Linked DNA regions of Mus musculus: region 2 is linked to region 1. A link is a loop called in an ENCODE intact Hi-C map of the cell type or tissue named here. Cell type or tissue: heart. All regions are shown on one strand. Links, peaks and the distances in the headings refer to the core of each region. The heading gives the core; the rest is flanking DNA. Region 1 has its middle 84 kb from the start of Gm38537. Region 2 overlaps Gm2447 (predicted gene 2447).

Region 1 (2,915 bases), core at 154-2,653:
ATACTGCCATTCCTCCTACTTTACCGCACCTTTGGGTGGGTTGTATTGTGTTAAACAAGTTTAGTCACCCCATTGGAATGCACATTTGCTTTTGTCTTTAATAAATGGTAATTTGTAGGAATAAAAGACTTTTTCTTCCTGTTTCTTCTCCCCCTTCTCCTCTTTCTCTCTGAGCAGGGTCTTAGGTAGTGTCCAAGCTGGCCCTAAACCTTGCTGAAAGATGACTCTGTGGCCCCACGTCTCAAGTGCTACAATTATAGGTGCGCACCAACATGCTTGGTCTTAGCTACCTTTCTTTATGATTTCTTGTTTGATCCGTGTGTCTGTTTTATGTGCCTATATACTCAGAATCACATGAAATTATTCCAAGGAGAGGGAGTCAAAGGGGAACAAATTGTAGGCCCTTTCTAGTGGACTCTGTGACAAAGCTCTATTCCACTCCAGGTTAAAGAATCCAGGAGGCAAGCCAGGCATGGTGGTGCACGCCTTTGATCCCAGCACTAGGGAGGCAGAGGCAGGCAGATTTCTGAGTTCGAGGACAGCCTGGTCTACAGAGTGAGTTCCAGGACAGCCAAAGGCTAAACAGAGAAACCCTGTCTCAAAAAAACAAAAAAACAAAACAAAACAAAACAAACAAACAAACAAACAAAAAGAATCCAGGACGCAATTGCCTCTTGGTGCAGTCAACTGCTGGAAAGTTTTTTTTGATAAGGAATATTTTTTGATACCTGATGTTCTTTCTTAGAGACAGGTGTCTGGAAAGAACACTTAGGAAAAATATTCCTACCCTGGAAGAGAATGGCAAACCAGATCTTCTAGGTCAGTGGCTCTCAACCTTCCTAATGCTGTGACCCTTTAATAAAGTTCCTCACGGTGTGGTGACCCCCCACAACCATAAAACTATTTTCATTGCTACTTTATAACTGTAATGTTGCTACTGTTATGAGTTGTAATGTAAATATTTTTGAAGATAGAAGATTACCAAAGGGGTTGGGACCCACAAGTTGAAAACCACGGTATTTTTCTAGGCAGTAAAATACAATTTTTTGACTGAAGGAGGGAACTAATTCTCAAAAGTTGTCTTCTAATGGCAACTGTGCGCTGTGGCACCCATGTATCCACACACATTCCCAAACACAAATAAATAAATACATAAACAGATAATAAATAAACATAATTAAAAAAAAATAGCCACCTCTGTTGGTGACCTTAGAGGATTGAAAGAGAGCTAAGTGCCTCTGAATAATAAGGCTAGAAGAATTCTGGTGTAGAGCAAGGCCTTTGGCATTGTGATAGGTGGATGTTGGTTGGCAAGGCCCAGAGGACAAAGGCCTGGACTCTTCCTCTCAATGGGAGTGTGTGCTGACCCCGTATCCTGCCTGGCTGGCCGATGCTACGGCCAGACTGTGATTGAAATGAAAATATCCTTCTAAGGGTATTTCAGGTTCAAATTCCAGTTGGCTTGTAGGAGGAAGGGGATCTTATCTGATGACAGAGAGTGGAAGCCGGCCTCTGATGGTTACTCACAGAATCAACAGAGGCTGGGAATTCCAGGGAGGAGCGCTTCAGAAAACCTGCATCCAAGTCCTTGACGTCTACTGGAGGAGAACAATGGGGTAAGGGCAGAGCCAAATAGTCATCTGTAGTCATGGTGAGACCGGAGTTAGAAAGCCACATCACCATTCCTCAAAAGCTTGGGAATTCCTTAGGAAACAGTGCCGGGACAATGGCGTGCGTCTCTACCTGCCCTGCTTCACAAGTGTCTGGGTGAGTCTCTCTGCACCAGACAGGTGTTCTCGCAGAAAGTGGAACCTAAAGTCACAATATATAGGGTTTCTCCATGTGGGGTCCTATAAATTTATTGCGGGCATTAACAGAATTATGACTTGGAAAAGAATGGAAGTTTTTCAGTAATTCTCTGGAAGTTGGCGGGAGCTGAGTTTTGGTGAGTGAATTTCAACTGGAAATTAAAATGGATGTTTCGAGTGAGTTAACTTCAGGCCCCCAGACCTTCCGTCTCACGGCAAATCTGTTTTCATTTTACTCTGCTTTCAACATAAACCTTGCCGCTCTGGGGTCTCCCGAAGGCTGGAAGCATCCAGAGCAGTCAGAAAAGGCCACCACTCTTTGTCACTAATATTGTGAACGATCTGCCTGGGACAAAGCCCTCCAAAGGCTCCTTCCAAATTGGTCCATGGCTGTGCTGGTAGTGAGGAGGCCTATAGAGCAGTGACCAAATCTGGGGCCAAAGTACCCGCTGTTGGGAATGATGCCAAAGCCAGAGAGTATGTTACAGTTAACTCAAGCAGTAGAGGAGCCTTTCCTGCTACTACAGCGCATGATCCTCCCTCAAGGAAGCTGACTGGGCCAAAAGAGCAAACTCTGAGACAAATAGCAATGAAATAAGTGTTTTATATTCCACCAAAGCCTGGAGATGTGAGGGTTGTTCTGTGCTTTACAGTTTAATGGTAAAAAAAAAAGTGTAGAACATTCTACAACACGAGGCACAGGCTGTTCTGTATAGAAGTCAGAAAAACCAAGACTCCGTATGTGAGGGGGAAAGAGCAAGTCTGTGAACAAAGGACCAAAGACGTGGATAAGGGGCCATAAGGTGTACTGGAAATGGTGACAAGGACACAAATGAAAGTATATACTTCCCAATGTATTCATCCCATGGGATTGTGAGCCACTTCCTAAAATACAGGTGACTTAAACCCAAGAGCAAACAGCTAACAGATGCCCAAGCAAATGGCTATTTCTTTCCTTTAAAATAAGTAGTATGGATTTTCATGTGGTTTAAAATGAATGGTTATACTACAGGGGTATACTTTGCTTCTTGAAGGTAATGATAATGTTAAATTATTTCTTGACAGTGTTCAAACTTATTGTCCTACTTGATAGCATCTCAAATCTCA
Region 2 (2,915 bases), core at 304-2,803, 380 kb after region 1:
ACAAAAACCAACAACAACAAAACCAGATTGCTGGCAAAGGTTACATTCTGTAGCGCATGCCGGGGTGGGGATGGCGGTGGGCAACAAACAGCAGAAACAATACTAAGTAGTACTTGGAAGGTAGTGTTGGTTTATAAAGTGTGGCATCATCCTTCTCTTTTGGTCATTGGAATAGCCCTGTTTTGGGGTTACTTGTGTTCTTGGGGTTCAGAGGAACAGAGCTCCAGTTTGTATCGGGGTCTCCTGAGTATGGGTTCTGTGTACTTTGTATGACAAAATCTTTGACGCTGTAGTCAGAGACCACTTGATCCTTGACCTCAGGACTATTTCATGACATTTCTAGTGTAGATTTTGTTATGCTTGGGGAAGTTTTAGTTTAAGCCTTCCCCCAAATAGAGAGACAGGACTGTTTGTTTTTGGACCCTGGATCCCGGGACAAGGGACTGAGGTGCATATATTACATATCAAAGCAGACCTGGCCTCTAGGTCCTCCAAGAATCTCTCAGTCCATACCTGGCATACCCTGCTCCCAACTTGAACTTTGCAGCCCACAGGTTGGGCTACCATTCTCCTAGAGGCTCCTCCCTATATTATCCAGACAGTTTGGCCTCCCTCCTCCTCTTCCACCTCCTCCTCCTCCTCCTCCCCCTCTTCCTCCTCCTCCCACTCCTTCTCCTCATTGTAGTCCTCCTCCTTCTCTCTCTGCCTCAGCCCTTTCTCTCTTTTTCTTCCCCTTCTCCATGGCGACTCCCCTGGCCTGTGAACTCTCAAGAGAGCAGCTTCTGTTTAATATATCTAATCTGGCTTGGATTGGCTCATTTTACCAGCAGAGAAATAACCCATCAAGGACATGCTGACTTAAATTATGTCCAAAGCATGGATCTTGTGATTCCTTTCCCAGATTTTATAAAAGAGGATTCACTCAGAATATTACTGAATGAAGTATGAGTTCTGTAGAGAGCTATTCATTCAGGATCTTCTAATCATGGATTCTAACAGTCATTTTATTCACTTCAATGTCATTGTCTTTTTCAGATGATATTTCATTTCAAAACCTGGGCTCACAGCCCCCTTCCACAGAACTCTGTGGTCTCTCTATCCTCCTCATTTTGTCTTGCTCCATGGAGGGAGGTTTGTTTTGTTTTGTTTTGTTTTGAACCCAACTACTTCCTCTTTGATTTGGTGGCAAATTGACTGTCTGAGTGAGTAGAATAATTACTTCCATGGCAATGGGTGAAGTTAGAGACAGGCCATTATGTGAGCATTACAGAGAGACAGGGGCTGAATTAAAAAAAAAAAAACAAATAAATAAATAAACCCCAAACCAGTAGCCTTAATAATGGCAGGATAGAGAGAGAAAATTACTGGCATTATAAATTGCTTTTTTTTTTTGGAAAAAAAACTTTATCTTCTAAAAGGCTGTGACAGTTGAAAAAAAAAATCTCTCTCCAGTTTTAATTGTGGATAATTTTGTGAAAGGAAAAACCTCTCTATGAAAAATGGTGTGATGAAATGTGTTTAGTTTGACTTTGGCAAAGCTCTATGTCACTCTGAATGACTGCTTCAAAACAGACACAAATAATATTTGCTATTACTTAAAAGTTTGTGATAATTTGCCTCCGAAGAAAAGGAAGAGATTGAGAATCAAAGGTTGGGCCCTGAGTCTAGCTCCTCCCTAAGGAAGTGTTGTGTACTGCCACCACGTGGAGAGCCAGATAAAGAGTCTAGCATGGCCTTGCCTATCTGGGACTGAGCTTCACCTCTTTGGAAGATGGACACACACCAGGAAGAGAGGCAAGAAGACTTCAGTGTTGCCAGAGCAACTGCTAGGAGACACCTTGGAGTTCAGATGTCACATCTCAACAGGGATGCAGGTCAGTGGTAGAACATGTGCCTAGCATGCACATGACTGTGTTCCCACCTCAGCACCAGCAAGAAAAATCACACGAGAACGCCACAGCTGAATCTCATTTACACCAACCTTTAGTATAATTTGAGCAAGCATTGCTTTCAAGTTCCACAACACGTTATAATTAAGCAATTAGAATGTAAGAAAGAAAGAAAGGAAATTTAATAGAACAGGCATTTCATGTGTATTTTAGCCCAACAGCAGGCAGTGGTATACTGGGGTGATTGATACACTTTAAATATTATTAAGCAGCTTCACGGGGGGCCTCAGCCAGCCAGTAGATAGCAGCTTCTGCACTGGTGTTTAAGACACATGGGCCCTCAACTTCTTTTTCTGGCTTTTCCAATGGCCAATGGAGAAACAAGACACACTGGCTCGGCAAGAACAAGAGACAGCACTGAAATCAGCATCTAAGAGTTCAGTATACTCTGGGACCATCAAATGTAGATGACTAACATATCTCTTCTGCCAGAAAGTTCTCAAGCCTTTGGGAAACCAAGGAAACCTGCAGCTTCCCTGTATGTAGGCTTCACTGTGCAGGAGGCAGCAGCACACACTCGGGGAAGGGCCCAGACCATAAAGGAGCTTGGGTTCCAAGGTCACTTTGCCTTCTACTAGCCATGACAGTTTGATCATTCACTGTGTTCCATTTTTCTCGTTTGAAATAAATTCTCATGGCAATCATATTACCTCCTTCAGGGAGCTTGTTTGAGGCTAAATGAGGCAGCTCCTAGGAGCAGAGCGGCATAGGAGGCAGTAAGTACCAGGCACAAATGTTTTGAAAGCTTAATGCTTAAGTTCACCAAGGGCTGAATCGCGATTGTTATTGATACCACTCATTTGCTCATTCTTTCATCGGACACACATTTGTTTAGCAGATAGTATGAGCCTAGCCGTGAGCAGCCAGCACGTACCTAAACCTGTCCAGCACAGCCCTTCCCATGCAGGAATGTAGACGTGCCGACAAAAAAGTTACAGCAACACGGGAAGCGCATAGGTGAACATT

Evidence for each region. Peaks named below come from ENCODE experiments on the same cell type or tissue, not always from the same donor. Only the 100,000 strongest peaks of a DNase experiment are listed, where the experiment ranks them.
Region 2: it touches region 1 in a loop (1.9-fold over the local background); 4 of 42 quality-filtered maps call a loop at or near these places.

Annotation. Positions count from the first base shown.
Region 1 is chr3:52,382,041-52,384,955 of GRCm38, forward strand. No RefSeq gene overlaps it. Among named protein-coding and RNA genes, the nearest start is that of Gm38537, 84 kb to the right of the region's middle. In heart, for the core only: no CTCF peak of the experiment used is centred there; a DNase peak (open chromatin) is centred at 1,491.
Region 2 is chr3:52,757,059-52,759,973 of GRCm38, forward strand. All of the region lies in intron 1 of Gm2447 (predicted gene 2447), which reads left to right. Among named protein-coding and RNA genes, the nearest start is that of Gm2447, 19 kb to the left of the region's middle. In heart, for the core only: a CTCF peak has its summit at 1,699 (motif pointing left); a DNase peak (open chromatin) is centred at 1,713.